7 separate regions of the Mus musculus genome follow, and all the other regions are linked to region 3. The links are chromatin loops, found by intact Hi-C in ENCODE. Cell type or tissue: heart. All regions are shown on one strand. Links, peaks and the distances in the headings refer to the core of each region. The heading gives the core; the rest is flanking DNA.

Evidence for each region. A loop is a pair of places that touch in the nucleus more often than their neighbours do. Peaks named below come from ENCODE experiments on the same cell type or tissue, not always from the same donor. Only the 100,000 strongest peaks of a DNase experiment are listed, where the experiment ranks them.
Region 1: a loop joins it to region 3, with 9 times the contacts of the local background. A loop is called at or near these places in 14 of 42 quality-filtered maps.
Region 2: it touches region 3 in a loop (6-fold over the local background); 10 of 42 quality-filtered maps call a loop at or near these places.
Region 4: it touches region 3 in a loop (6-fold over the local background); 14 of 42 quality-filtered maps call a loop at or near these places.
Region 5: a loop joins it to region 3, with 5 times the contacts of the local background. A loop is called at or near these places in 30 of 42 quality-filtered maps.
Region 6: it touches region 3 in a loop (4-fold over the local background); 6 of 42 quality-filtered maps call a loop at or near these places.
Region 7: it touches region 3 in a loop (3.0-fold over the local background); 6 of 42 quality-filtered maps call a loop at or near these places.

What each region holds. Positions count from the first base shown.
Region 1 is chr5:3,144,534-3,149,034 of GRCm38, reverse strand. No RefSeq gene overlaps it. Among named protein-coding and RNA genes, the nearest start is that of Gm36548, 120 kb to the left of the region's middle. In heart, for the core only: CTCF peaks have their summits at 2,048 and 2,265 (motif pointing left); no DNase peak of the experiment used is centred there.
Region 2 is chr5:3,221,385-3,225,885 of GRCm38, reverse strand. No RefSeq gene overlaps it. Among named protein-coding and RNA genes, the nearest start is that of Gm36548, 47 kb to the left of the region's middle. In heart, for the core only: a CTCF peak has its summit at 1,882 (motif pointing left); no DNase peak of the experiment used is centred there.
Region 3 is chr5:3,342,378-3,346,878 of GRCm38, reverse strand. It overlaps Cdk6 (cyclin-dependent kinase 6), which reads right to left and starts at 2,986. Exons shown (of 8, transcript NM_009873.3): 1 at 2,908-2,986; 2 at 2,280-2,760. The coding sequence starts at 2,512. It overlaps Gm36470 (predicted gene, 36470), which reads left to right and starts at 3,320. Exons shown (of 4, transcript NR_168898.1): 1 at 3,320-3,581. In heart, for the core only: CTCF peaks have their summits at 2,337 (motif pointing left) and 3,014; DNase peaks (open chromatin) are centred at 2,328, 3,098 and 4,078; H3K4me3 peaks cover 2,350 bases; H3K27ac peaks cover 2,295 bases.
Region 4 is chr5:3,150,049-3,154,549 of GRCm38, reverse strand. No RefSeq gene overlaps it. Among named protein-coding and RNA genes, the nearest start is that of Gm36548, 120 kb to the left of the region's middle. In heart, for the core only: no CTCF peak of the experiment used is centred there; a DNase peak (open chromatin) is centred at 2,219; H3K4me3 peaks cover 687 bases.
Region 5 is chr5:3,514,637-3,519,137 of GRCm38, reverse strand. Cdk6 (cyclin-dependent kinase 6) reads right to left here. Exons shown (of 8, transcript NM_009873.3): 6 at 3,634-3,684. Among named protein-coding and RNA genes, the nearest start is that of Fam133b, 27 kb to the left of the region's middle. In heart, for the core only: a CTCF peak has its summit at 2,190; DNase peaks (open chromatin) are centred at 2,337 and 4,087.
Region 6 is chr5:3,431,125-3,435,625 of GRCm38, reverse strand. All of the region lies in intron 4 of Cdk6 (cyclin-dependent kinase 6), which reads right to left. Among named protein-coding and RNA genes, the nearest start is that of Gm29868, 21 kb to the right of the region's middle. In heart, for the core only: a CTCF peak has its summit at 2,053; a DNase peak (open chromatin) is centred at 2,115.
Region 7 is chr5:3,425,817-3,430,317 of GRCm38, reverse strand. It overlaps Cdk6 (cyclin-dependent kinase 6), which reads right to left. Exons shown (of 8, transcript NM_009873.3): 4 at 1,160-1,327. Among named protein-coding and RNA genes, the nearest start is that of Gm29868, 15 kb to the right of the region's middle. In heart, for the core only: no CTCF peak of the experiment used is centred there; no DNase peak of the experiment used is centred there.

The DNA.
Region 1 (4,501 bases), core at 271-4,270, 200 kb after region 3:
AACTGGAAAAAAGAAAGAAAACAAACAGACTTGAACACTGAAGCAACCTCAAACATCTCTTTATTTTGATGATATATTTTTGTAAAGAAAATAAATAATCATATGATCAGGAATGTATATAACTAAAAGAAATCAAGAAAAAATGACAGTATGCATTTTAAAAGAATTATAAATTATCAGTGCTTGGAATGGGGCTAAGGAAAGTGCTGAAATATAAAAAAAAAAGGAAATAATGTAGATTGTACCATTGTAAATGTTCACAAGTAGTTAAGCTTTAAATGAACAGGATTATTATGAATGAGTGTTAAGAAGGTCAGAGCCTGGCCTTCCGGTCTTTGCCCTGTGAGTATGGAAAGAAATACGGCAACCATAGGTCACTAGTCAACGGACCCCCAAAACTTGTGAATTTGATGCAAAATGACCATCCAGACACTGTTCCACCTGGGGATCCATCCCATAAACAACCACCAAACCCACACACTATTGCAGATACCAACAAGTTTTTGCTGACAGGAGCCTGATATAGCTGTCTCCTGAGAAGCTCTGCCAGTGCCTGACAAATACAGAAGTGGATGCACACAGTCATCCACTGGACAGAGCACAGGGTCCTCAATGAAGGAGCTAGAGAAAGCACCCAAGGAGCTGAAGGGGTTTGCAGCCCGATAGGAGGAACAACAATATGAACTAACCAGTACCCCCAGGACTCTCTGGGACTAAGCCACCAATCAAAGAAAACACATGGTGGGACTTGTGTCTCTAGCTGCATAAGTAGCAGAGGATGGCCTAGTCGGCCATCAATGGGAGGAGAGGCCCTTGGTCTTGGGAAGGTTCTATGCCCCAGTATAGGGGATGCCAGGGCCAGGAGGCGGGAGTGGGTGGGTTGGGGAGCAGGGGGAGGGAGGAGGGGATAGGGAATTTTCAGAGGGGAGACTAGGAAAGGGGACAACATTTGAAATATAAATAAAGAAAATATCTAGTAAAAAAAAAAGTAGGCTTTGTTTTTCAGCTTCCTCTGCAGTTCCATGTGAAGATTGGTAAATCAGTTTTTAATTGTATTATAATAAAACATAATTTGGATGGATATCTTGAAAAAATATATGTATCAGTTTTTGAGATTATAATTATTCCATTTTCCCTTCCCTTATCCCAAACCCTGCTATGTATGCCCCTTGTTCTTTTTAGGATTAATGGATTGTTTTCCTTAGTTGGACACTCACAGGCACGTGCACACATGCACATAAGCCCAGGCATGTGCACACTCTCACATCTCTGTGCATCAGGCCTTTAATGAGAGCTTCTTTCTCTGACAGCTCTGGAACTATTGGTTTACCTGAGATTGCTTGCTCCTCTCTGACTGGGAGTCTCAGATGCACACCCCAGGATGCTAGCGTGGTACAGTCCATATCTGCAGATGGCCTTCATCCTCACTGCAAGCCTGTCCTAAAGGAAATGGGATTATGCTTCACCAGCGGGATTTGGAATAGGAGCAACTTCCTGACTGATGGTTTCCTCCCATAGAATCTTTAAAATTAGAGTCGCTTCCTATTTTTCAATCTTTCCTTCTCTCTCTCTCTCTCTCTCTCTCTCTCTCTCTCTCTCTCTCTCTCTCTCCCTCCCTCCCTCCCTGCCTCTCTCTCTCTCTTTCTTTCTTTTTCAAGACTCTCCCCATGAATGTATATGCTCGTGTTGTTAAGAGGAGACAGCTTATTACCCACTCAAATTTCAAATTAGAGACAACTTAGAATACTTCAATTCTTTTCCGTAACAATTTAGCAGACAGCAAATGTCTTGTTCTTATCTCTTTTTTTTTTTTTTTTAAAGATTTATTTATTTATTATATGTAAGTACACTGTAGCTGTCTTCAGACACTCCAGAAGAGGGCGTCAGATCTCGTTACGGATGGTTGTGAGCCACCATGTGGTTGCTGGGATTTGAACTTCGGACCTTCGGAAGAGCAGTCGGGTGCTCTTACCCACTGAGCCATCTCACCAGCCCTTGTTCTTATCTCTTAAAGGACCCAAAAGTGCTTTAGCAAACTAAAGAAATAACAAGAAATATGTTTATGGAACAATAAATTATTGTCTATAAATAATATTATTTTCTCATTAGCAGCTATTTGAGAGAAACCCTGAAGGACCCCAAACTGAATTTGAAAAGCAAGTCTTTGCAGTGCTTACTGAAGATTGACACTATGATGCTGACAAATGAAGAAAAATATCAAGTATTACTGCCATCTAGTGACCACTTTGGGTCACCGCCACCATTTGCGGCAGCCCTGAACCTCACTCAGCTCTCACCCTCAAGTTCTGTGAATGGTTAAGTTGCCCAGGAAGGGTTGAGAGTCAGTTCACTCTTCCTGCTTTAAAAGTCAATCAGAGGTTACCAACGAGAGCCAATGAGAGACTAGCAAACAGATGCTGGTGTTTAAGACCTTTCACTTTTTGTTTCCTAATTGAATTTCATCTTGGTGACAGAATGTGATCGGAGTGGTAAATCGCTTGAGAGCTTATTGAAACTTCCTTTGGAAGTAAACGTGTGGTACATTTTTGTCACAGTTCTGTGAGCACTTGATGAACATACTATCTTTCTTTTTTCTACTTGTGTGTTTGTTTAAATTTTCATCTTACACAGCAAGTTTAAGTATTAATTGGGTTGCTCCACTTTTTCATAAGCTACGTTTATTCCTGACATCATTTTCTTCTGATCCAGATGATATAGACTTGTCCTCTCTAACTTTGATTCATCTCTTCTTATTGCACCGACATTTTTGCCCCTGTATTTAAAGTGATCGCCCCTGCCTTCAGGCCTTGTTTATCCACTACCAATTTCCCTACTATCGATTGTTTCAGGAAGGAATTTGTCTGGCCTCTGTCTCTCTGTTTCTATCTAACTTGCACGTGGGTGCACACACAAGTGAAGTAGAGTCCATGTTGGGCTCCCTCCATTACTCCCAGTTTTGCTTTTGACACGGGATCTCTCTGTAGGAGCTGAAGCTTGCCATTTTGACTAGACTGGCTGGCCAGGGAGCCCTTGGCATCCACTGTGTCTCTTCCCCCTGGGAACTGGGAATCAGTCATCATCACGGATGCAATGGTAAGCCCATGCCTGCTTTAAAAACTATCCTGCATTCTCTTGTCAGAAACTATATCTCAATAGTTTTGTTGCTTCCTCTTTGGTATTTAGCAAACAGAATATTTAGCGTTGTGTTACCGTTGGGTTTGACGTTCCTGTTGTCTTATGCACCTCAGGTGGATCATTCTTAGTTCCACATAGTATTCCACTCGTGTGTGTGTGTGTGTGTGTGTGTGTGTGTGTGTGTATTTTAAAGAACTTGTTTTTATTTATGTGTCCCTGTGTGCATTTGCCACATGTGAGCACTTGTAACATGGAGTTCAGAGGAGGGTGTCAGGCTCCTCAGAGCTGGACTTAGTTGTGAGCCAGTCATGTGGGTGCTGGGAACTGAACTCAGGTCCTCTGGATGAACAGCAAACATTCTTAACTGCTGAGCCATTTCTTCAGGCAGGTCCACATATTATGACTTTTGAGTATGTGAAGTCTACTCATTCTCTTGTCAAGAGATACTTATTTCTTACTTCAAGAGAGGCTGGACACCACTCATCCATTCCTTGGTGTACTCTCATGTGAGAACTTCCCAAGAAATTTTCATTGATCTTCCCTAACATCATCTTGGATCTCACACGCACTATTGTCTCGCCAGCAAGAACACACGCGTGAGAAACCGGATCCTTCTGCAGCAACTTTATTACACCAGTTTCAACATGAAGAGGAAGACCCCAAGCACCAAAAAGGCGCTGCTTATATACACCTTAGTGTGGCGTGTCCACACCTGATTGGCTGCTCTCCCAGAGCCTCATCACCATGCCCCGGGATGGGCCGTGACTTGGCACGAAAACACTCTCACACATGCGCACATTGCTTGTTTACCAATTAGGCCACGCAGGCACAGCGGAAACCGCTTCCCACACTTGGAAGATAGGGCATGCACAAACACTGACAATTATAATATCTCAAAGTTTCAGTTTGAATTTGAAGTGGCAAGTTATGTCCCTTTTCTCTTATAAATACTATCATTTTAAGATGCAATCACTCAAATATCAAGGCAGGGTGATGAGGGCTCCCACTAACAGGAAGAAACATGAAGACACACCTTCAGGGGAGTCTGAAATATTACATTCTCCCCTTTCCCCCTTAGACTCACGTTTCTGCACTTTGATCCTAATTTTTTTTTTTAAGATTTATTTATTTATTATATGTAAGTACACTGTAGCTGTCTTCAGACACTCCAGAAGAGGGAGTCAGATCTTGTTACAGATGGTTGTGAGCCACCATGGGGTTGCTGGGATTTGAACTCCGGATCTTCGGAAGAGCAGTCGGGTGCTCTTACCCACTGAGCCATCTCACCAGCCCCTGATCCTAATTCTTTTAAGCAATAATTGTATGTGTGTTTATTTGTGTGGCAGGAGGCCATGGGCACGCCACG
Region 2 (4,501 bases), core at 332-4,331, 120 kb after region 3:
TAAGTTTTTTTTTTGTTTTTTTTGTATGTGGGTACCATGGGAAACACTTTATATGGATAGTTTTATTAAATCATATAAAATCCCAGAAGTAGTGGCTATATTAAGTCTTATTTTATGGTGAGGAAATTAAGTAATCTCCCCAAGTTCACAGAGCTATAGAATGCCAGAGATAGGATTTCAGGACAGTCAGTCTGTCTCCAACCGTATCCAACCTACCCTTTTGTTCTAGTGACTAATGGATTTACAGTGCCAGTCGGGATATGTTCAATGGGGATGCATTTAGTTAACACATAGGAGGATGGGGGTAGCGAGATTGAATAAAGGCTGAGTCAATGGCTTTGACTTCATTGACTCTTACTCGACTGGGCTAAATGAGCTCAGCCGACTCGGTGTCTCAGCGCACTCAGGAATGATGAAAGCCTTGCCCCCGAGTTAAAGGCTGTTGGTCTGGGAAAGAAGAGGCATTAGGAGGCTCTTCTGTTGGTTGTGGGATGGAGCAGATTCACAGAATAAAGGCCAAGAACATTCGAGTGACAACCTGTGCCCGTTAAGCTCACTGACAGCCAGAGCAGAACTTGTTCATTTACGGGCACCATTGAGAAGCCCTTATTATTCAACCTGTGTCTCCAGGGAAAATGTTTTCACCATTTAAAACAAAAAGCAGTTTGTCTCCACATCAATTTAAATCTTGTCGAAATGATGACGAGTCTTCACAGACCCTTTCCTCCATTGTCATCAGCCTTTGGGAAAGCTGGATCTTGTCCTGCAATTCCAAAGTGTGTTTTGAATTTGATGCGCAACCCTGAGTCCATTGACTGTGGATCAATTTGAACTTTTTTCCAGCGCTGCCTCATCTTACTTTTTCTAAGAGATACAGACAAAAGGAAAAGAAAGAATCTGCCTCAAAGGCCCCCGGAATGAGCCCCCCCCCAGCTGGCTTTCTCTGTAGTTGTTGTCATCCCCGAGAAATGCACGTATGTGTTGCAAACAGCGGGAGCTGTGGCATGCTCGCTGAGGATGGGTCCAGCCTCCCGCAGGACTGTGTGAATGGAATTCAGTATACACTGCAGCTTACAAATATTGTCCATTGTCATTTGTCCTCAACACTTGATAGATCAGTTTAGTCCAGAGCTCACTGATACGGAAGAGATATTGACTTGTCCCATTGTACAAACACAGAAAGGCCCAACCCCAAACCCTTGCCTCTGACCCCGAGCCCCATGTTCTATGAGCTGTGGGGTTGAGACAAGAAACTGCTAGAGCCAACAATGGCCCTGACAACCATACGTTATTGACTCAGACTGATTGGAAATTAAAGCACCAACCCAGGAGGAAATCCTGTACAGAGCTCGGGGTGTGCTCGGATGCTCTGTGCTGACGATCTCACTGAGTCATTATTCTCTGAAGAGAAGCAGACAGCCTACCAAATGCTTTTTGTCCTCTTTCCTTAGTGAAGTTTGGCATTGACTAAGGTGCCATGAGACGATGAATGTTTCATCTCTACCCTCCAATTCATATGACTTTTGGGAAGCCTTGTAACTTCTGGGTGTCTCCATTTAATTAGTTTGTGAGAAATGAGCAGTTCTATTGCTCACTTTCTAAATCATCCAAGACAGCTCTGGACTGTGATATGGACATCCATCCATGGGTTTAGGGCTGAGGTGAGATGCTGAGGAAAGCAGGCACTCACTTCTTCCCATGCTGGGCTCATCCTTCCTTAAGAATTGGGTAGCTCTTTGCATCCAACAGACAACAGTGTAGTACAGATCTGTCCTGTCTTGTTCTAGGTATCTTCCTTCCCCAAATATTATCAGGAACTTTCCCAATAGCCAAACAGACCTTGGGAGGTTGTGTTCATAAGGTAGCTTGTACTCCCTCTGCTGGCTGGCTTGTATTTCTACTCCTTAAAGGTTGTTTACTTTCAGTAAAGGAAATTTATTACGGGTGTTTTTAGTTTTTTGTGAGTACAACTTAGACAAAGCTTTTGATACTGTGTTTTCTGTGTCTGTAAGACTTACCATTTTCTTTAGCGAAAACAATATAGTCCCGGTCCGAAAATGTTTTATCAAGGTACTGTTAGTAAGGTTTAGCATTGCTAGCCAACTCCAATTAGTGACGTGAGATAGGAATGAAAGGACCATGAAGTATTAGCCGCTGCCATAAAACACTGAGAGGCTGCTCTAGGAACACGAGAAGAATCTGATTTTAATGGCAGCCTGAATCATCAAAGATTTGCTCGAATTTGTCAATTCGTAGTAATATCATGGAGCTATCATGCCGAGAGACTCAAGCTCTACATTCTGCTTGTGTTCTTCACTGGGTATGCTATAATGTTAGGCGATATAACAGACAGAAGAAATGCTATCTTGAAGAGAGTTCTAGCCAATGAATATAAAATGAGAGAATGGGAGTTCTAGCATTGTTTGCAGTTGCTAATTGACTAATAGTTCTCAGTGTGGGCATCAAAGCCCACCAGCCAGCCAGCTCTCCATGTGCTTCCTGGTGAGAGAACAGACCGCCACCTGTGCAGACGCCAGAGGTGTGGAATCAGAGATTGATAAATCCTTGGATCCAGGTGCCAGTAGACAGGAGTGCCAAAGGGCCCAGCCAGGAAGAGAAAGGGGAGTTGTCAGTGCTGCTTCTGTTGGCTGGGTTTTGAGCTCTGCTAGATAAATTCAATTTTGCCAAAACTCACGTAGTCTTAAGAATTTCTTCTTGTATATAATTTTGTATATTCATTTGATTTTCTATTTCGTTTAATCTGGTTTACCCTCTTAGAGCTCATTATAGGCTTAGATTAGAACTGGATGATAATGTGAGAAACTATTACAGATAAAGGTACTTAAGAGATGACTGGTTTTATGTTGTTGCCTCCTTCACCCAGGTACTGGGCTAGTTTTCCTCACAGGATTTATTGAGCACCTACTATGTGCGGGGCAGTTCTTACACACTGCTCCTTAACTCCTCAAAGGATACATTGTTCCTGTAACCTCAAAATCGTTACCTTGATTTTGCAGTTGAGGACAATGAGGTCCTGAAAGGGACAACCATTTTCTCCAAGTCACTTAGTTACTTGTGAAAACTGAGCTGAAGCCATACACTGAGCTCTTTTTCTCTTACCACAGGATACTCATTCACTATCTGCCTGCACTATTGCAGTTTTCATTATGTAATCAAAGCATCATTTTCTACACTGAATTTGAAATGAAATGGACCACGGGACTTGAGTTTCAGTGTGAGTTATAAGATTCGTTGCTTTGGGGTTAGCTGTCCTCATGCATAGCTATTTTGGCAAGCAGATGGAAGCGCATTTGAACATTAATAATTAAAGCATTGGGAACAGTGGTTCTCAACCTTCCTAATACGGAGACCCTGTAACACAGCTCCTCATGCCGTGGCGGCCCCCAGTCATACAATCATTCTGATAACTGTGATGATGCTACTGTGATGGATGGTAAATATCTGATCTGCGGCCCTAAGGGATCACGACCCCCATGTTAACAATCACTGCTTTAGAGGCTAGGAAGGCTGAGCTGGTAAAGTGCTTGCTCTAAGAGCATGAAGAACTGGGTTCAAGTCCCAGCATCCATGTGAAAACACATGCAGGGCTGCATACAATTGCAACCCCAGGGCTTGTAGGCAGAGACACAAACATCTCTAGGGTTCCCTGGAAAGACCTAGGGACCAGTGAGAGCTTTTGTGTCAATAATGTCTAAGCAACAACACATTGGCTTTCCCTCCACATTCATGCATGCACATGTGCATGTACTCCTGAACACACACACACACACACACACACACACACACACACACACACACACACACATACACACACACACACACACACATCTTAACCACTCCAAAATCTCAACTAATTTTTAATTTTTTCAGGAGAAAATATCCCTCATCCTTTAACATTTGGAAATGAGCCTTGACTGTGGGTTTTTTTTCCCATGTAATTAATAATAGATTTTTAAGGTACTTACGATGATTCTGGGAAGTGTTTCTTAGGTACTAGACCTCCCACATGCTTAGAAAACAATCACGTTAAACTTTCTCCCCTCCCCCTTACCCTCCCTTCTCCCTTACTCTCTCTTCTTCCACTCTTCTTCCAGTTCCCTCACATCCTCTTTCTCTCCCCTCCCTCTCTCTCTTCCTCCTCCCTCCTTCTTTCTTTCTTTCTTTCCTTCTTTCTTTCTTTCTTTCTTTCTTTCTTTCTTTTTCTTTCCTTCTCTCTCTCTCTCTCCCTCCCTCCCTCCGACCCTCCTCTCTCTCTCTCTTCCTTTCTTTCTTTCTTTCTTTCTCCCTCTCTCTCTCTCTCTCTCTTTCTTTCTTTCTTTCTTTCTTTCTTTCTTTCTTTCTTTCTTTCCTTCTCTCTCTCTCTCTCCCTCCCTCCCTCCTCTTTCTTTCTTTCCTTCTCTCTCTCTCTCCCTCCCTGCCTCCCTCCTCTTCCTTCCTTCCTTCCTTCCTTCCTTCCTTCCTTCCTTCCTTCCTCCCTCCC
Region 3 (4,501 bases), core at 203-4,202:
TGTACATAGGCCCTCTCCCATATTCATATAAAAAAAAAAAAACTCACCAAGCTGGACTTACACAAGTCTTGCTGTGTCTAAACAGGAATCTGATTTGTTCTGTAATAATGTCAGACAGAGAATTATGCCTTCCCGGGGACCTGTTCTAGGCCAAGGATCTGATTATCTCTGACATATCCAGTGCCTGAGGTGGCTTTAAATTTAGAGGATTTTCACCTATGCTCTTGCTTTATCCTCACAACTCTAAGTAGGCAGGTGTCAAACGAGGTAAAATAAATTTAGAAAGCGCATCTTCTTTTTGCATATAAGCAGATGCTCCTGAACTCACAATTCAAAATCCCACTGTGGGATCAACTAAAAACCATCTAGAGACACACCAGTCACAGGAGGATAAAACAGGAGAACAGGGTGAGCGAGCTAGCCAAAACTCTTCTGTTACAGGGACTTGTATTGAACTGCACTCAATGATTGGTTATACAAGGGTGTTTGTTTGGAGGAATGCTACTTTTTATTTACATATATGATTATTACCTTTTATCTGGACACCCCACAGGTAACAGACAAACGAAATTTGATATTAAATTCTAATGTTGAAAGTCATCCTTTCCTACAGCTATAGTGATCCTCTAGGGTAGTGAATGACTCTGAGCCAGCAGGCAACTTTCAGGATCACAGACCTCTCTGAAGTGCAAGACACAGACAGACAGACAGACAGACAGACAGTAATCCACTTTTAGTAAAACCTGACTTTCTAGAAGACTCATTCTCCCTCGTCTCATTATCTTTTGCTGTTGCACCCCACATACCCCTGCCACCCAACTAAAGCATAGGTATAATGGCGGCCCTTTATTTACATTGGCTTTTTACTTATTTATGTAGTATGATTCACTTGTGAGTCTGATTATATTGGGAACAAAGTGCTAGCAAAAAACAAAAACAAAAACAAAACAAAAACAAAAAACCCAACCCCACCAAAAGACAAACAAACAAATAAATAAACAGAAAAAAAAACAAAAAACAAAAAACAAAACGAACACCCAGCCTAGTAGAGGAGTTAAAAGCCCTTTAACAACCACCTCCCAGGAAGATTCTGTAGACTCTGAGTCCTAGAGGGCTTGGTATTTCAAAGGTCAGTCTCGGGTCGCTCCTTTTTGATGACTAATGTTACATTGTTTGCCTTTTACAAAAATATTTAGCTGTTCTTATTTACATAACTTCATCCCAGGGCATACAGTAGGCACATATTTGTTGTAAGGAATCCCTACAGGAATGAGAAGACAGGATGAAGACGCCAAGATCATCCCTCTAAAAAGAAGAGCTGAGAATGTTAACTCATCACCTAATTTGTAGAAAAGTCTGTGCATTCCCTTTTAACTTCCAGCTATGCATCTGTTTAAAAAAAGAGAATGAGAAAAGGCACAATGGGGAAATCCCAGCATCTTCGAGAAAACACCATTATCTTCAGTCACAGGAGACTGGGTTAGGAATGCCTCCCCCACCCACCTGCACAACTCTTCCAGGGAAAACAGAGGCTTTAAAATCTAAAGCACAGACTCACATCTAACCAATGAGAGAGGCATTCTAAGTCAGATCATACCAGTCCACAGATACTAAATGATACAATCAGAAAACCCTTTGAGAAGCAATCGCCCTCCACCCTACCACCCACTCTCCCTCCCTTTCTTTTCTCAGACAGGGTCTTTTGTAGCTCAGGAGGGTCTTGAACTCTGGATCTTCCTGGTTCAGTGTTCCCAGTACCCAGCCTTGAAAGACATTTTTCAAACAATGTTTAACACTAGGTGTCAGAGTCTAAACTTCTGAACTTCTAAGACCATCAGAAACCATTCTACAACTATAAAAAAAAAGTCACCACTGTGGGTTTGATTGGCAAACACATTCTTACACATTTCTTAAACTTTATTTACATTATGCTCCACCCTTAAAGTTTCCTTCTAATTATCTGCAAGCTGGATAACTATCTCACTCTGTCTCTCAAAAATCCCCCCACCGACGGGGAAAGTTAAGTAAGGGCTGGAGGGATTGTCTGGTTTTGTCCCTAAAAGACACCCAACGCCCCCCCGGAACCCTTGGGGCACGCAGAGCGAAAGCTCTTCAGAATAGCTTGGCTGCCCGGAAGCCACCGCAGGTCTCTTTTTCTGCCCTGTCTAACAGAGTCACCGGTTTTATCTGGGGAAACTCAACTCTTAACTTTAGTTGGGCCACCAGCCGCCCCTTGCCCAGCACCTTCCCGGACCCCATAGCCAGGGCTCCCGGCTCACCTGACCACGTTGGGGTGCTCGAAGGTCTCCAGGTGCCTCAGCACCGCCACCTCGCGGATGGTGGAGAGCGGCATGCCCTCCTCACTGGTCTGCACTCGCACGCGCTTCAGAGCCACGAAGCGGCCGCCGTTCTTCAGGTCGCGGGCCTTGAACACCTTCCCATAGGCGCCTTCGCCGATCTCCGCCACGCACTCATACTGCTGATCGGCGCGACTCAGGCTGTCCTTCTCCATGCTGGCTTCAGGCTGCGGGTGCGGCACAGTGGAACCGGGGTGCTCACTCGCTGCCTTACACGCCTCGGGGAGTCGGACTCGCGGCCGCCGGGCTAGACGGACCGACCTTCTCGCCCGCGGGTGCAAGCCGGGCGCAGCCGCTGCGAAACTCCGCCTAGCCGAGTCGCCGCGCCGCCGCCGCAGGAGAGCGCCGATCCCTCCTCTTCCCCCTCCGCAGCGATTACATAGTCTGCCCACAATCTCTGCACCTAGGAGGAGGAGACCGGAGGACAAGGAGAAAGTGTGATCAGACTGCCCGGGAGACTTCCACAGGGTTCCACCAGCTCCTCTCCTCCTCCCTCTACTCGCACTGGTTGCCTAATCGGGCCGGGTTTCTCGGAGAAAAACCAAGTTACTTTTCTTCCACAGCAGGGCTCGTGCAGTCTTCACGAAGGAGAGGTTGCTGGGGCCCCTCGGGGATGAGCGCAGCGCGGGACGCAGCGGGACGAGAGGGGGCGTGCCGAGCAGCCCAGAGTGTGCCCGGAGCGCGGGGGAGGGGAGGCGCCGGGCGCGTCAATGTCACGGCTCAATATTTATACCTATATTATTGTTCTCCGCTGCCCTCCCTGACTCCAGGGGCCTGGTCGTGCAGGGTATGGGGCGACCTGGGGGAGTTCGGAAGCTGGCGTAAAAGCACCGGGGGTTCACCCACGTGGGGCCGCAGAACGGGGTTGGGGCTCCTAGAACCCTGTAACCCGATGCTGCGAGTATGCGAGTAGGGGTGGTCAGACATCTGCTCGGAAATTGCTTCCTTTCTTTTCTACTTTCAGTTTTTCTACAGGGAGACATTTGAAAGGGACTCGCTCTCACAAATGGTCTTTGGGGTATGGCAAGCTTAGTGGGAGACGAAATTCTGCCTCCGATTCGGAGGACCTCCCTGGTGGAAACTCAGCGAGGACAGACCATCTGGTAGGGGAGGGCTGGGGCTACTAGAGGTGGGAGAGCGAGGGGTCCTGGAAGGGGAGTAGTGTCGTGCTCCCCACCTCACACATACACAAACACAAAGATCCGAAGGATGTGGGAAAGGAAGGTACGTCACACTTTCACTCGTCCTGTCCTGAAAAAGTAACTTCGGGACTTTGCTAGCTAATCGGGACTGGTCCTTAAGTTTTCAAGCCGTGCAAAAGCAACCGCCCTTACGACGGTGGGGGTAGGGGGCAGTAAACGTAGGTCTCCCCGGTGTGAGAAGGGGCTGCCCTTGTGTCGAGACTTCCGAATCCCCGCCCGGTATCCTGGGCGGCTGAATGTCGGTAGCTGAGACAGTCGCTCTGTTCTCCAAAGGCCAGAGGCTAGGTCCCACGCGCGCGGTCGGGCGCCCCCTCCCCGTTCTGTTGTTTAGGGATGACCGAGTGAGCCTTCCCGTCCCACAGCGGCCTTAGTCTGGGCTGGACCTTGTTCCACCACAGCCGCGTGTCCGGAACGGTCTGCATGCGTTTACCTGCCCCGTACCCATCCCCCCCACCACCACGCTCTTCTGCCTGGTATTAAAGAACACATGGAGCGACCCCCACTGGATGCCAGCATAGCACCGCCCGGCCAAGGCAGGGCCACTCCCCGTTCCTTTGAGAGCTTTCCTAAAAAGCTGCGGAAAGGACCCTCCAGCCCTCACCCGGGGGTCCGAGCCAGGTCGAGGGCCACACAGGTAGCGGGAGCAACGGCCTTGGCGCCCGCCCTCCCCCTCTGCCGGTGTCCAGCCTAGGCTCCAGGAGGGGGCAGCCGTCCCACCCCCGCGGGCCTACACCCCCCGGACCGGAGCGGCGGTGCCTAGCCCCCTCCCCTCCTCCACTTTTTCGTAGTTGTTGTTGCTTTCCCACGCTGGCTGAATGTGACTTGACCCCATTTCAAAAAAGTTTGACATAGCGCTTCAACATTTCCGCATTCCTCCGCGACTACAAAGGCTGCAGCCGCCTCCTTCTGCTTTCTGTCTCTGATCTCTGTCTTAGCACTCAA
Region 4 (4,501 bases), core at 201-4,200, 190 kb after region 3:
TCCTGGAACTCACTCTGTAGACCACGCTGGCCTAGAACTCAGAAATCGACCTGCCCATGCCTCCCGAGTGCTGGGATTAAAGGCGTGCACCACCACGCACGGCAACACACCCGTATTTAAACCATTTTTGTAGGTAGAGCATATCTGCTCTGGGTTTTATTTTATAAGCTTGTGTCTACTTTTCATGTCTCCACAACTGCCTTGCATATTATACTGAATTTGCAATACATAAAATTTTATTTTAGGGCCAAATGTGGTTCTAGACTCTTGGCATGCAATTATCATTTTCTGTTTAAAGCGCAGAAAGATAAAAAAAATTAAAATTGTTTTTTATTATGATCTAAGTTTTTGGTAGTGATAGTCTCACACTGTGTACTCTTTTCTGGAAAAAAGAGAACAAATTTCTACCCACACTGGATAGAACACTGAAGATACACCAAAACCCAGTTTCACTCAAGGGCAGCATCATAAACCAATGGATTTTACTGGGGTTAGTTACAGAAGCAAGGTGACTCAATGGCCATTGCTTCATTGAAAAGTTTTCTTTTCTTTCTTTTTTTCTTTTATGAAATTAATTAATTTATTTTTTACACTCCATATTTTATCCCCCCATCCACCCTCTTACGTCTCCACATCCCACACCTCCTCCCCACCCCCTGTCTCCACATGGATGTCCCCCACCCCACCTGACTTCTAAACTCCCTGAGCCCTCTAGTCTCTTGAGGGTTAGGTGCATCATCTCTGAATGAACACAGACCTGACAGTCCTCTGCTGTATGCCTGTTGGGGGCCTCATATCAGCTGGTGTATGCTGTCTGTTTGGAGGTCCAGTGTTTGAGAGATCTCCGGGGTTCAGATTAATTAAGACTGCTGGTCCTCCTACAGGGTTGTCCTTCTCCTCAGCTTCTTTCAGCCTTCCCTAATTCAACAACAGGGGTCAGCTGCTTCTGTCCAATGGTTTGGTCAAATATCTGAGTCTGACTCTTTCAGCTGCAAGCTTGCTTTTCAATGCATCCCTGGATACATCTCCCTGCCCTTGTTGACGTCCAGCCCACTGTCCATCTGTGTATGTCCAACTCCCCTTGACCCCTCCAAAGCAGATTTTACTGCTTATATAACTTTGGGACTGGTGGGGCATAGCCTTTAAAAAAAATTATGACTTTCCTGAGCCTTGTAAGTTTCTTATATTATCTGGGCCTTGTGTGTTTCTTTTATTGCATTTTATGAATTTCACTTACTTCCTCCATGTAAGAGGTAATGTTTTAATTTGAGGAGATAGTTTCATAACCAAGAGAGATGCACTGATGGGCTGGGAAACCTTTGGACCAACCATTTCAACAAGGAGAAGAACAAGACAAAACCCGGAGAGTATCTACATTGGCCAAATAAAACAGAGTAATAAAATTGATTAGCTACCAACTTCATGATATCATATCTTATCATCTGAATGATTTAAAACTGTCTCAAAGATTCTCAAATCATGAAACCTTAAAGGCTTTTCCTGTATCTGTTGTTGTGTGTAGGTCTAAGTGCCTACATCTTTCCCACGCCCAGTCTTACTGCAGACAACCTGGTTATAGGAAAAAAACAAAGTTGAATTTCAAATTAATTTCTGTAGACATCCAACTATCGGAATACAACAAGGATAGATACAATAAAATTGCACACATCCAGAATGATTCTCGTCTTGCGCGCGCGTGCGCATGTGTGTGTTTTCATTTCTACGTGATAGCACTTGATTGACTCTTTGCAAGAAACACTGAATTAATTTCCCGGGCTTCCGAGGTCCACACAGTCAGCCACATACTAAAACAATCATTCTAGGTGGAGACTTTGGTCTGTTAGCCTTACAAAGAGGGCATCCGGGAAATGAGACAGTTCCCAGAAGGGTGACCAACTCTCACGTGTTGAGGGCACCTCCTTTTGTTCCCCAGCTGCTGCCACCCACCATCTCACTTGAGAGGCCCAGCAAGTTTGTCCCCAGGCAGGCCAAGCAGAGGTGCGGGAACATAAAACACATTCCAGCGGTTGGCATCTGGGCGAGCAGCTGCCAAGCACAGTCAGCGTGTGGCCGCGGGGACTACGGAGGCAGAGCCCACACCAGCACCGCCCTCGGAGAGCTGGCTGCATGCAGGCTTGGCTCTGCAGGCTCCATCTGCTCTCCCCACAACCCTGCCACCCCGCCCAGAGCATCAGTCTTATCTCAAAAGTTTGGGAAGTGTGCCCAGGGGGTTGGCATCTTTTTGTGGGGCAAGTGCGTGGTGTGCAGCTTTGGCACTCCGGATCTCGGGAGAGGAGGTGGTGCGGTGGGGAGAGTATTTCACATACCGCGGTGACTATGACTCAGGGAGAAGGGAAACCCCAGAATTACCACAAAGCCATCCAAATCCAGGCTTGGCCTCACCAGTCAGCTAAGAGCGATTCTGTTTCATCTGGTTTCAGGGCGGGTGTTTGTGTCTGTGTATACGTATGCATATTTCTGAGAATGAATTCTTCTCCCGGTTTTCTTCTTTGAAAATAGATTGCGGGTTGGGGGCAGGGAGCTCGTAATGCCTATTAGAACTTCAAGAGATTGGTTTTCACAGGACAGCGCTTCAGAAAGGAGTCCCTGAAATTATCTGGTAGCCGCTTCTCAGCGACATTTTCTGTGGATTCACTTTAACATTTCAGTCCTTTTGAAAGCTACTATGGTTAAATTAACCAAAATCGAAATTTAAAAAAAAGTTCCTAGATTCTTCCAGGCCTACTTCACATCATCAAATCAGGCCCCGCTGGAGGTCCCATTAAAATGGCAGCTCCCACTGAGAGAGAGACAAAAGCCCCTCACTGAATGGGGATGCTGGAATAGTGATGGACTTTCAGAACAGCTTTTTTTTTTAATCCATCAAAAAAAAAGTTACCTCTGCATCGACTGTGAGAGAGTATTTATTTAGCTCTCCACACTGTGGGAAATGAAGGCTGTCTCCCTGATAAGGACACCAGCCTTTCTTGGGAGAGGAGAGAAATAGGAAGCTGTAACATGGCTGAACAAATTCCTCCTTGCAACAGAAATCGTGGGATGTTTCAGATGTGAACAGCTAAATTTTGGTGTGGTTTGGGACAAATTAATATGACTCAAATCTCACCTCACACCGGAGGCTGCTTCTAAGGAAGGGGGTGGGATGAATGCATTCATGTTCCTCAAAGTTCTGGCCAACGCTGTCTCCATTAAATTTAAATGTGGCTCCCTCTTCCCCCCCCCCCTCCACAAGAAAGTGATTTAAAAAGAAATGGGGACACCGAGAACAAACTAAAAATATATCTAAACAGCTTAGCTGTGTGCCAAGAAGGCTCAACACATGACTATGTGATATCCTAGGCTACATGAATGGTGTTTTTTTTCTTTTGTTTGCTTGTTTTGTTTTGTTTTATGTGACAAACTAAAATCTCCTGACCTTTGATTTGAGGCTAACTATGTTAGCATGTTCAGTGTTCCCCAGTGCTTCCCATGCAGTCCCAACAGCTGTTATTTCAATTATGCAGGCCTAAGGACTCACAAGAAAGTATTGTCTGATGTTCCAGATGATGGCCTGCACTGTCATCTTAATCTATGAACAAGCCCGGCCCAGGGGGGATGCTTAGTTTGTAGCAGGGAAGGTCAATTACATTCTCATTAAATTGAACACGGATGGCATCCTGTGGAGGATTAAAGTTCTTGGCTGTTATGAAATTGCCTAATTATCACTACTACATTCGGAAGCAGAAGCTACTGTCAACGTTGGGAACATACTTGTGATTTAAGAAGCATGTGCATGCTGCTCAGAAGGACCTAGTGGGAAAGATGACTTTCCAGTAATCAATACTAGAAATAAGTTTTTGTTGGCCTTAAAACACAACCTATGATTATTCTTCTGCTGACTTAACATCCATAACCGTACTGGGTTTGGCAACCATTAAAACGTTATTACCTTCCTTCAGCCACTGTTCATCTGGAGACGTCCCTCCCTTCCCCCAAAACAAACAAACAAACAAACAACCCCAAAAAGCAAGTTGTTAGGCACTTTGAGGTAGGTGTCTCTTTTGAGAGGCCAAAGGATACCCAACCAATTTGGGAGGAACCCAGGACCCAGGTTCATTTCTCCCCCGACTGCAGACCACTGTATGATGCTGTTATCTCCAGAGTCTGTACTGCCTTGGCAATCGGTCTCATGACATTCTAATCTACTTCACTGAGCCAAAGCTTTTAAAAGTCGATTTAAAACTTTATTTATTCAGTTGCACATGCATGGCTTAAACACCACCAAATGCATCCTGGAGTTGGACATGAGACATGACATCCCTGAGCAGTAAATCCCTTGAATGAGTACATTTTCTTCCCCTGTGGGTGTCTTCTTCTTGGCCATTGTCTGTCTTCTTTTCATGCCTGTCAGGCGGTGGCCATGACTGTGCAGTTATAAAGGTCAGTGGCCCAGCAGAGAGGTCAGGCCCCGCAGAAGGCGTGCTGATGAAGCCTTACAATGCAC
Region 5 (4,501 bases), core at 225-4,224, 170 kb before region 3:
CCGGCTTAGTGACAGGGCAGGGCGCCCCCCTGGTGTAAGTCTTGGTGTAGTGACAAGGCAGGGTCTGCCATTCTGAAGGACACTCATCAGATATACCAAGTCTTCACCTACACCCGAAGCTTCGCTTTGTGGTGTGATACAACAGTTCTGTGAAAATGTGTTTTCAGGCAGCTCGTCCGGCACGGCTTGTGACACGCATCACTTTGGCTGAGGTTCGTAAATTAAAGAGCAATATTCTAAACCATTACATAAATTAGACTCAAAGATAAGGTTAAAAACTACGATGGGCCTGTCTTATGGAAGCGCTGTGTAATGGTATTCCAGAGTGAGAAACAGAAAATTAGAAAGGGTATCATTTAGATTCCCCCCTGACTACCATTCTGGGATCAGAAATGTGGAGGAAACAGCGAGTCATAAAAGAGCTTTGGAAATAGGCGGACGTGGCTTCAAATTCAGCACCTGCCCTTAATTGACAGGTAAGGACAAATTACATGACAACTATGAGCCCTGGTGTCTTTATGTACGTGACAACAATAATTTATGGTTACAATGAGGGTTGGCGGTAATTTACTGAAACTGCACATTACAGTACCATTTGTTACTTATTAATGGTAAGCAGGTGGCCCTATATGATTTATCCAGGTGTAGTATTATTTATAGTTTATGTATAGGTGCTAAGTGTATTTGGACGGTACAGACTCAGTAACTCTGAACTAAAAGAAGACAAAATCACAGTTGAGCGGACAGGATATATGGTGACCTAGATAATGATCCAAACTATTTTAACCCTAACTAGAAATGGCGCTGGCCTGAATTAAGGTTCTGTTCTGACTTCCTGACGCGCAGGCCTAGAAAGCGTGGTCACAAGCATCTTTTAGGAAAGGAGGTGGTAAATGTCACAGGATAATATAATGTGACAGGTAAATGTCACAGGGCTTTATCACTGTTCCCTTCCCTTTACAGAGCCCAGGTCACAGACCTCCCTGGAAAGAGCAGCTTCGCCATCACCCACGCACATGCCCCTGGGTGCCGAGGCAAGACACTAACTCTGTCCCCACTGGGCATCTGCAGAGAGTTACATTACTCAGGCATACAAAGACTCATGGATAGACTTCCTGGAATCATTGAGCAAAATCATGACTTGGGCATCATATAAGTGTGCTCAATAGCCAGGTCTATAGTGGGTAATGAAGGGGTAAAAATGTTGTCATAATCACGAAAAGTAACATGGGGATGGGTTTGGGTAGTATGGGATATGGCTGACAAACAGTTTGAAATGTGTGCCCTTTTGTACAAGGACTTTAGTACATCCTCATTATCAGCCCCTTAGGAACGGATTGTAATCATGCTTAGACTTTAAATCACTTTATTGACAGACAGCATCTTTTCTTTTGAGATAGTGTTTCACTAGGTATCCCAGGCTGGTCTCCAACTGAAAATCCTCCTGTCTCAGCCTCCTGAGTGTTATTAGTAGCTTTGAACATACTTGCTGATTTGAAACCTTATGAATACAGCAGTCAGAAGCCAGACGCTTTCAGGGAAACAGTCTGTCTGCCAGTCTGATATGTAAATACATATTAACCACACCTAATGCATGGATACATATCACACACATACACACATACACAAATACATACGAATAAAACTTAGAGCCTGTTGTCTTCTCCATCTCCTGTAAAAAGCTGTGAGAGACACATAGGTCAGGTGTGCCACCTCACTGTAGGGATGGAAGACAAAATGAGGAAGGAGAATGCCTGCCCAGGTCACACACTGTGCGGACAGCCTCGGTTCTCCTCACTCCATGTTCAGCATCTTTTTTTTTATACCTCCACTTAACTATGATACTGGTCTTAGAAAACGCTCTAAATGTCATGGCCTAACTGCTTTCCTTCTGAAGCACTCAATGCTCTCTGAAAGTAGAAATGTGTCTACAGCTTACCTTGTTAAGAGTCTGAGACTATGACTTTCCTTAGGAAAAAAAAAATCAGCTTCCTGTCCAATAAGGACTGTCATGGCCCTTAATGAGCATAATGAAATCATGACAGGTTCATTCGATAAGGCCTGCATCATAATTCTCTATTTGGACGGTTGGATAGAATCTGTAACCGTTCACTGTTTACACGGGGAAGAACTACAGGGCACAGACTGTAAAATGGCTGTGGTGGAAATAATGAAGTGGGTTAGCAGTGACACTAGGGTGCAGCATTGTCCTTTTCCCGTTGAGAGCACTGTTCAGAGAAATGAAACAAAGCCAGTATAATCTAAAGGCACCAAACATACAAGGCTTTCCAGCTGCTCTTCTGTTAGCTATGTGGGAGTGCCAGGCCTTGGCCAAAAGTCAAGCAGGCTTTCCCACGGAACAAGCAAAAAGTCCCTTCTGTCCTACTGCATTGGCTTTGTGGCAGTACACGTAATGCCACAGGTCCAGAGACTGGGTGCTGGAGGTGGCTAGGAATCCCACCAGGCATAAGAAATGGAGAGCAGATGATGGCCTCCAGGGCCCAGCAGGCACACACTACCAAGATCACCTTTTCACGCAACAGGGTAATACTAGAAAGTTTATGTTCCTGGGTCCTTCTTGAAGATCACATGCATACAGGACACGTTCCACAGTCTCAGAGTCCAGTGGTTAGCGACAGGAACTTTCCATGCATAGGCAGCCTAACAAAAGGCTAGGTGGACAAAGTGTCCACTTTACAGTATCACCAGGAGATGAGGTGCTGGTGACTGCCTAGGACCTGGGAAGTCACCAGACCATACCAGATCAGTTCCTGAAAGAACCTCAGCTTTGGGGTGATTCCAGGTTTGAGGCAATCACATTTAAATAGGAAAATTCTGTAGGGGCACTATTTGGACACGGGTAGAGGGAAGGGGTCTTATAGATTTAAAATTCCATAAAAAGTACTTGTGCTTGAGATTCATAAAAGTGTTAACAGTGGTGATTTTTAGCCAGGACCCTATCTCTTTCCATTTTCCCTTTCTTGGGGTGGGACTCAGCAAAAGGATGCCACACAGCACGCCTTGTGAGAAGGCCCAGTTACATTCTAGTGACACGAAAAGCGTGCACAAACATGCAGGTATGAATGAAATTTGCAAATCACCGGAGAGCGATGGAGCAATGCATGAGCTGGAGACAGGCGGCACGGAGAAACTGGAGTCCCTTCCATCGCTCAGGGGGGAAAGTTAACGAAGAAAAGGGTTAAGTTAGCAATTGGGAGCTGGGCACGGTGCAGTAAACCCACTCCAGGTTATCCTCAATGGGAACAGGATGTCGATTTGGACAGGCTGGGGTTCTACGCCACCACCAAGTGTCCCATCTCTTACGAGAAGTAAATTTGATGTGACCTCAAGCAGCCAACACATCTGTACCATGGAGTGGGAGCTCAGAGCTCAAGCAAGGAGAAGCAGCAAAGACCCACCCAGGCAACACGAAAGCATTCAGGGCACAGCATCAAGGCTACGCGTCATGACCGGGCCCCGTGTGACACAGCTCTACTCTACCTTGTGGGGACTCATCACACAACTAGTCAGACTGCCTGCAGTAGCAGCTTGGAGCAAGGAAGATAAGAGAAAGTCAGAGGAAAGCCACTGCAAATGCTTCATGTGATGGACAACTATAAAAGTATTACTTACTCCAAGATTTTTCCTAGTTGATCCACGTCTGAACTTCCACGAAAAAGAGGCCTGCAAGAATAAAGAGAACATCTTCAAATCAGGCATTTCCTGAAAGTACGTTCCAATTATCTGTCATTAGCACTGCTCAGCAGCAAGCAAGACGCTCTTTTACTGACAGAAGCAAGGAGTGTGATCACCCCTCTCTGGTCAAGGGTGGCTTTCTGTGCACTTTCCTCCCAGCAGGGCCTCTTCTGGTTGCTGTGCTAGCTCATGTTCAGAACGAGTGTCCTGTTTGCAGCTGTGGCGGTGACAAAGCTACGACACTCTGCCTACAGGCCTGGGTTTTACAGTTCAGTGTAATTTAGCAATAGGGTGGAGCCCATCTCAGTCCGAGCCTCCCACTAAAGGTATGTGGGAGTCCCGAGGCTACCCTCAGCATGCTGTTCACACCCAGGGTCCTTCCTTGCGGGCCTCTCTCTTATCTGTCCTGGATCTGGGAGCGTGCAGCTTGCTGCTTCCTTAGTACTATACTTGCTAACCGTCACATGTTCAGAGGCAACTGTGCCCTCTTCTGAACTCAAAGCCTTTCTTATCTACAGCAACCATTTCACTGGCAATGAAATAAACTCCCTTTGTGACATTTCTGGTGTTTTCCCAAGTAGACCAAATAGTCCTTTGAGGGTGGGGACATCTGTAAGTTTCCCCATAAGTCTTGTCCTAATACTTTCCTCTAATTGACACACACTTATTACTATTATTTATTTATTATTATTGTACATCTGTAGTACACAAGTAAATCTTTTTTAGCTCTTTGCTTGGTGAACATAAATAGCTTTTTTTGTCTCCGTTTAATTTTTGAATATTTTTGAGTGAGAGCCTCTCCCCA
Region 6 (4,501 bases), core at 194-4,193, 89 kb before region 3:
CCCCATTTTTAGACTCTGCCAAACCTTTAGAATAAACACATGAGCAGTACTAAAGTAAATTCGCCTACACTTTCCCCTTCTTTTATTTTCCCAAGATGAGAAGGCAGGCTAGTCCTCCACAGCCAACTGTCAAGTCTAACTAACCTTCATAGTTACGTGAGATTTAAAAACCATCAGCACCCTGGCAGACACCAGGCCCAGCTACAGTACCACTCACTCACCATGTTAAACCCTAGAGAAAGGAGAGCTAGAACCTGGGGTAAATAAGAGGATGGACTCAGTCAAGGACATCACTGAGAAATGGACTTGAGAAAATAGTGGTCGGGTCAGAGGTCAGCTGGAAACCCCGTATCATAGCATCATCATTTAGAAAATGGCCCTGGATTTTTGGCAAGACCTATAGAGATAGAAACAATACCTCTGACCTTCTCAAGTGCCCTCATGGGTCAAGTCACGTGACCTACGATAAAGGAGGTATCATCAAACTTTCCTTGAGATATCATGGTTTCACCAGAGGCCTCGAGAAATCTTGATCTTTAAATAAAGTCACAGCATCCAGGAAGTGTAAGTGTCCAAGTTGCGGGGGGTGGGGGGATGGGGAGAGGGGAGGGGGTTTGTGATCATGAACAAAATCTGAAGGTTAAAGGACACCCAGACAGACATTCCTAATAGAAATGTTCCTCTGCTGGGGCTCAAGAGGCTCAAGTTATGATCAGAAGGGACAAAGAGAGTGAGATGATTTGACGGAATTTTTGTCTAGGTGCTCACAACTGAGGCCGTGATGCAGCAGGCTGTGCAGGGGAGGTCTAGGTGCTCACAACTGAGGCCGTGATGCAGCAGGCTGTGCAGGGGAGAGGGGCTGGAAATGTACCCATCCACTTATTGTGAAAATCTGGAGTTGGGAAACAAGCTCAAAGGACAATGAAACATTTTGTGGTATTAGATAATTAGTCGCATAAACTGATGTCTATGGCTGGCGATGAGGAGAGAGAAGTAGGTAGGGGCTGCCCTGTAAACAAACGTACAAACAAGCTGGGAGCTGGGACTCGCTATTTAGGTATTGGTGAATCAGGCCTCATGGATTTACTCACTCTGTGTAAAACGAGAACTGAATGACTCAGAACAGTTAAGCCAAATGCTACAAAATTTCATTAACATATCTTGACTTATACTATGAGATTACGAAAGCGCAGACAAAATGAAGGTACAGCTACCTCCCCCTGCCTCACACAGTAGTTGTGACAGCTGCAAACAAGAAGTTCATATAGCTGAAGAATTAAAGAGAGCACAAAAATCCTAGTTACAGAAACATTGTTTTACATTATATTCTAAGGACCACGCCTCACAGTCAGAGTATGGAAACACCACCTTCCAGTGAGGCAAACTTGCAAAGAGGAAGTTGCCCTATGACATAAAGTTTCGGATTGCTCAGTGCCTAACATGGCACTGAAATGTATTCCCTTAGGAATGCTAAAGGTAAGAGACAGGGATATTCTGTCATCTTCTGGAGCCCCGGGGAACCACGGCTTGCAAGGCCTCACTAAAGCACCTGGTCTCCACAACCTTCACACGTGCTATCTTTACATTTGAGTCTGATCTCAGGCTTCTGAGATCTAGTGACACCACATGCAATGTTTATGACAAGACATAAAAAGCCAGGAGACAAGCAGTCTCTATGCACACCATCCCTAGATGGGGTATGCTGGCCAAACTTGTACAGAGGACTTGAGAGGAAGCCAATCCTTCCCCGTGAGTAAAATATTCCCCAGGCAGAAGCTTCACAGCTCACCTATTTTTGTCTGAACTAATTCATAACAGTCACCACTCATGAAGGATCTGGCCTTAGGTGGGCAAATGAACGCCTATCTTCTATGGACAAGGAGACAGTCATGGATCCACCTCAGCAGCAGGGCTGGTGTAACAGGCACAGCCGCCTACAGCGGTTTTCTGTACAGCGCAGAACTCATTCTCTTTTGTACATGGGAGAAACTCATACAGTGGCCATTGGTGGCCGCTGTGACTGTGAGCAGAGTCAGCCTATCAGACAGCGACTCAACCGTGTTTTATTACCACCGAGAATGAGCAACAGAGGGATCTGGACAAGGTCTCGTGTTTGTTTTGGCCCTGGCATTTTCCACGTACGCAGCCTTGGGAATCCTAAAGAAAACGTGTTCTCTTCCCAGCTCTGCACTGCTTCCATTGTACTCCACTTCCCTCACAGGTCAAAGTGAAAACGAAACCCACACAAACACCCCATTGTTAGCTATGAAATATGTACTGGCAACTGCGAGTATTAACAAAATAGTCCTGTTTGTGTCATGGCGAGATGTTGAGACCGGAGGGCGTTCCAGGAGCCTTTCCTGCTTCAGAGGCGTGTCCTGAACTTTTGCTGAGGTGCTGAGGCGACAGGACTTTGGGGTTTTCCTGTGATACTCAGGTAATGCTGGATTTGATTCATTCGGTATGCACTGGCAGCCTCCGTAGGCTTCTGTGGGAGCTGCTCAGCTGCCGGGCTGAGGCTCAATCCCTGCCAGGTCTCCATAGTAAATACAACATGCACAGAGAGGAAAACAAACATAAAGAATTTATTTTCTCGCGTAAAAGATGACATTGTTTTCAACTTCTGGTCCTACTTCACTTTGTCACTTGAGCGTGCCAACTGGGTGTCATGCAAGGACTTCATTCCAGGCACACATAGAGAAAACAAGTGCAGATGGCTTGATGCACACACATCCAGTGGAGCTGAATGCAGACAGGTTCTGGAAGGACGATGCTGTGACCTTTGCAGACATCCTACATCCTGGCACAGGTGACCAGTGTGGGCTTCTCTAGCTCCAGCCCTAGTAGATCCATGGGTCATGTGACTCCACAGAACGGGAAATTCTTCCTCGGTTGTATTTTGCTGTTTCTAAAGGCACATTGCTTCCTGAGACTGTTGTGCTCAGATCTACTTCCCAATTCTGCTTTAAGCTCTGAGAGCAGACACCCTGTCCACTTGAGTTCAGCATCTCCTCTAAGGTGGTGGACAGAGCCCAGCACAGAGGAGGTGACTGGGAATTGTTGACTGAAAGCCAGAACTCCATTTCCTTACCTCCCCTAAGCATATAAAAGCTGTTGTCTGAAATTGAAGAGTTTCTTCACTGTTTACCAAGTGCTAACAACACAGAGACAGGGACATATGCACATACATGCACGCACGCACCTGTGCGCACACCCCCACCCACCCCTACTGCACTGGCTCAGCTGGCTCAGGGCAGTGTAAGCAGTTCGAAGTGTCAGACTGGCAGTACTAAACCTTCAGAATCTTATTAGCGCCGTTAAAAATCCCCTTCATTGTTTCCTGTACTATTTTATGTCTCTAACAGCAGCCTTACAAGGTTTGCAACTGTCTGGTGATTTTTACATGGGAAAATGTTTTCAGGATTGTATGACCATTAGATATGGATGGACTCAGAGAAAGAGCTTTGGAGGAAAGTCACATGTGAAAATGTGTAAAGCTTTTTACAAAGCTCTAAGAGTACAAGCTATTGTTAAAACAAAACAAAACAAAACAAACAAACAAACAAACAAAACCAGTCACACAGAGACAGGTGAAGAAAATAGGAAAAGCTGTCTAATAATTCTCCTATTCCTTTATTTGGAAGATGTTAATTATCTTAGAAGAATATAAAACCTCTTCTAAAGCTGCTAATATCAAAATACAATGAGTTAGAAATAATGTCCTTTAGTAAGGAGAGGTACAATATTCCTATATGTCCTTCAGTTCTCTGTTCAGGACAAAACGTTTGATTCAGCCAGGTGACTAGTTCAGCAAAGAAGATTACCGTAAATGCAAGACCTGAGTTCAAGCCATCTTTCGGTTCTCACATAAGACCAAGCTATGGCGTATAACTGTCATGATTTTTGCTCAGAGATTCCAGCCAAGGGCTCAGTCAACACAACGACACAGAATGAGCTTGGGAATTTGAAGGTTTGGCTTTAGTACCAGTGAGGAGCGATGTGGAATACTGAAACCATTAAATGTATAAGCAATTCTTTCCTGATTTTTCTAATGACTCAAACGCATGTGTCTACATGTTGGCATGTCTTAACTTATTCATTAAAAAGTATTTCTTTAATGCCCAGGAGAACATCCAGGTGGAGCAAGACTGAGTATCTCACTTCAAATGACTCACCGCTGCTTTATAAATAAAAGCCCCAAATAACTACCAACAAGATAGAAAATAACGCCAAGGAAAGAACAGTCAGTTTCTGAAGGGGTCTCAGGAAAGACTCTATAGATCAAGCCTCGGCAATGAGCAATGTACACGCTTTTCACAGCAGTTAAGATGGTGGTCTCAGGTCAGTTAACTTGCAAATCTCTTGCCTGTCTGCAAATTACGTGGCTTTCCATTTCCTTGTGTGACATAACCTAGTGTAAAATGGGTATTTCTAGGTAGTGGAGTGCAGCCTATTAAAAGAATACTAAAAATAATTTATCAGTTTACTCTGAAAGACAGCG
Region 7 (4,501 bases), core at 365-4,364, 83 kb before region 3:
ATTTTAGAGAATGCTCCAGAGGTTAAGTATCCAGTGACAGGAATGAAGGGTTTGGAGGCTATGGGATTTCTGAGCTTGGCATACAGAGGGAAAGAGGAGGAGGCACAAGTAAGTTTTGTAAGTTGAACGTTTTTCCTGACCAAGTGACTCTTCTCCTGGACTTCACCTTCCAGGCCGACACTGCAGGACCCTGGGGAAGCAGGTTTTGTTGTTTTTTTCTGTGTAGAATGTCAGCCTTCTTGCAGCACATGTGCCAAGAATGGAAGCAGCCATCTCATTCCCTCACTACAATGGCCAACCGTACCACCTCACATTTCCCAACAAGGGCCCCCATCCAGGCCAGGGTCTGGTTTCAGAGCCTCTTTGAGGCTGAAGATGGATTTTTTTCTCCTAAGTTTTAACTCGCTATGTCTGTGGGCAGCTTTCCTTCACTTCTAGCTACTCACACATTTACTACATACAAAGCAGGTTATAAGAAAAGAATTATTGATACTGACTACCAGGGTGCTCCTCTTAAGATTCTGTAGACTGCCACCAGATGGACTATAAAGAGAAACTGGAGTTAAGTAATACTAAGGCTTATTATGGCCATGGATCTGAATGAGACAAAGAACAGGAGGACTTAAGTTCTCTGCCAAAACACGGCCTCAGGTCCTCTCTACTCTGGCCCATGATGCTTCCATCGGGCTGGGAAGTAGTTCAGGTCCACAGTCAAGTTCATTTCTCTAGTCCCTGAAGTATCACAGTTTCAGAACTCTGTGGCTGTTTCTCAAGTTACACCACAGAACACAGGTGGCACTCCTCCTGCTTGTCCTACCCTTATCCAAGCTGTGCCTTCCACATTATGTATGCAACTTAAAAATCCAGGTAATAGCAAAACTCATTTAGAGATTTCTAACTGACTCCTCCCTAGTGGCTAAGGTGCCAACAGGCTATTTCTGTGATCGGTTCCCATCCATAACAAACCCAGTCAGATGCGTCTGAGGTGTAGTAAGCAAAGCCCTTGTTTTCCTCTTAGCCACAGCTAGCGAAAAAAGCACACAGACATTCCGTTCACAGACTAAGTGTGGGCAGAAACAGCAGGAGGAGAATGAAGGGGGCAGTTTGTCAATTAAAACAGGAAGACTACATTTAACGCCAGGACAATGATCTCACTTACCACCGAGGTAAGGGCCATCTGAAAACTATAGATGCGGGCAAGGCCAAAGTCAGCCAGCTTTATCTGTCCACTGCTGGTCACCAGAATGTTCTGCGGTTTCAGATCACGATGCACTACTCTGTGAGAATGAAGAAAGTCCAGACCTCGGAGAAGCTGAAACATCATATCCTGCAGGAAACAACAAACATACAACAGTCAGCAGGTGCTCAAAGCAGTGTGTGCGAGCCACAGAATTCCCAGCAGTTGCCTGAAATGATGCCAGTCTCCCTTCCCCCACTTCTCATGCTCCCACAGGACACCATCAAACACAACTCCCTGAGAGTATTTTTTAGGAAAGGACAGCTTAAGAATAGTTTTCCCTGGTGTAGGAAATGTTCCAAAAGGCTAAACCTCAAACAATCACTGGTGGTTAGTGTTGGGGGCGGGGGTGGGAGTGGGGGGACACAGGATAAGGACTGAGCGAGCTTAGGGGGTTGAATTTTACTTCACAGACTTTTTTATTCATTAATTTCAACTGTCAGTATACAACAAATTATATAATTTAAGTATTTTCAAAACGGTTATTTTTATAGTGCTTATACCTAAGTGTCACTTCTCTTAAAGTTTTCTGTTTAGCAACTTACTTAGCCTAAACCACAACTCTGAGATAAATCGCCCTATTTTCATAGGTCAAGAAACTATCATATCAAAGTAAGCTAGATATTGGATCAAGGTCACAACACCAGGGTACTGATTTAGTGAACAGTGTAAAACCAAAAGAAAATACGAAACAATTTAAATCTCTTAACACAGCCCTTTATTATTTAAACAGGAAAGAAATACAGAAAGCAAGGCAAGCTATTTAAAGTCCCCGACTCGGTGTTTTCACTATGGCTGTTTCTCCTGCCATCTCTACCCTGAACTTGAGATGACTGCTTCCCTTGATAGATGGTAAATGCCTGAGCTGTGAGCCAAAATAAAGCTCTTCTCTCTCAAGTAGCTTCCAGTCAGATAGCCCGTCACAGCAACATAACAGTTACTAATACAAACTTGGTATGGGAAGACAGATTGTTGCTGTGATAAACCTGGCCACATGGCTCACAAATGGTTAGAAGTGGTCTGCAGGAAGCATGCAGGAGGAGTCCTAGGATGCTGTAAGCAGAACAAACTTACAGGAACATTTCATTGAGAGTGTGCAAGGCCAGAGTGCCAAATGTGGACAGCAGACTGTCATCATGAACTTTCAGACAAAACAAGAATTCAACCAGGGATCGGAGTGCAGATAACTGACAAGATAAGTAAATGTGACTGAGTTCTGCTGTACCCTGAATGGCTGAGTGAGGCTAAATTTAAACCTAATGGGATTGTTAGGCAGAGGATACTTTAAGATGACAGAGTGTCCAGGCTCTGGTGTGGTCACTGTTCGCTGCATTTAGACAGGTTTATAATAGGATTTCAAAACCAAAAATGGAACAAGATAGTGAAAAGAAAAAAGAAAAATCTGCAATTTGAGAGCACAGAGTGCCCTAGAGCCGTGGACAGGGCTGAGGACATGAGGCAAAAGCAATTTCAGCTGTAAAGGAGATTAATGAGTGACAAGAAAGAGAAGCCACACTCTCCATTAAGACATTGGTGCCTCTGGGGTCCCACTCATAGAAGAGGTCAGAGTATAAAACTGTAAGTTCATTTTAACATCTGGCATCTGAAAAGAGAATCCCAGATTTAAAAGCAATAAGCCCGAACAAAGAATAGCACCACATAGATCGCCTATTTCAAAGGGCTGCACAGGGAGGCATTTGCCCTGGTTTGCTTGCAGGTGCTTGGACGCCACTGCAGCCATCTCAAGCTGGCATCAGAACTTATCACTTATGGTGCTGTTGCCAGGCAAGCAGAATGTAGCAGTTATATGGTAATAGATGCTCACCTCAAGGTTCCAGAAGAAAAGAAACTGTGTAGTAGGGAGAGAGAAATTGGTAAGAAGATCTAAGAAGCTGATGTGTACAGCTGTGGAAGGGAAGAAGCCTATATGTCAATGGAGACTACACACTATTGGAGATGATAGCAATGAGTTTCAGTCGTGCTTTCATTGCTATCCTCCTGATCTTCCCTTTTGCAATCAATGGGAGTGTTTATTCCATGTTACTATATACATTGTAAGAATGTAGCTTGTTTTCCATCTTTACAGGGGCTCACAGCTAAGAGTTTGCCCTGAATTTTTTAATGGTTCCACTTATTAACTCTGGGGATTCTTGAAGCTAAACTGAATAAAGTTTGTATTAATTATGAAGTGGTCATGAGCCTATGAGCCTATGAGGACCAGGAATGGAGTGCTATGGTTTGGATGTGAAATACTCCTCACAGGTCCTCTGTTTCTTGGCTGCTATAGCTATGACCTGCTGTCACCACTGTGCCTGCCTATGACAGGCTATTCTAAACCGTGAGCCCAAACTAATCTCTCTCCAACTGAGTTGCTTCTGTTCACTATTTGATTAGGTCAGCAGAACCCTAACTAAGAGCAACACTAAATCAGTTCACTGAGAACAACATCCGGTTTGGGGGTCATTTTCTAGAGTTTAGAATTCTGTCTTCTGAAAATCAAATCCTTTGCTCTTCCACCTGTCACATGGAGAAAACAGCATTTACTTTTCCTAATAAGAGGTTCAAATCAACCAACATAATGCAACATTTGAGGAGAGTTTTAGGCACACAGGAAGCATTTAGCAGATGGGAATTATTAATGGGGAGGGGAGAATGGCTGTTTGCCTCCTGTTTCCCGGGAGAGCCAGATTCACAAACAACTAAAGGAACACGCAGGCAACCAACACTGTAAGGTCAGTGTCCACAGGTGCAAAGAGGGGCCAGGCAATGATACGGGAGTGTGGACATGAGTTCTGAGGCTCCTAATGAGCATTCTGAGCTGGCAGGAGCTACTTCCTAAGCTTTCAAATGTATATTGGACCTGCTCTGGTGAGGAGTGGCCTTGCAATACTTGGGGTCTAATATCAGTCAACAACTATGCGAAAGCGAAGCACAGGGTGCCAAACTGAGTCGTCTTCTGTGGAGGCAAATCCATCTTTATTGGGAACACATGCACACAGCTTGTAAGCATTGAATTTTTAAAAAGCATGACTAACTTCAAGTAATGTCATCCTGGCTCATCATGCTAACTTCCTGTCCACTAAGCATCATTTCTTAAAGTAGCACAGGGAGAGAAATCTGCTTGGTTCATGCTGAACTGTTCAAAGGTAAGGAGACAATTCGCAGTATAAAAGCTAAAAACTTGGACTAACTTATTAATTAATAAAGCCCACGTGAACCTATAAAACGCCTGAACTGTAGAGTAAAAGAGTATGCATTGCCTCT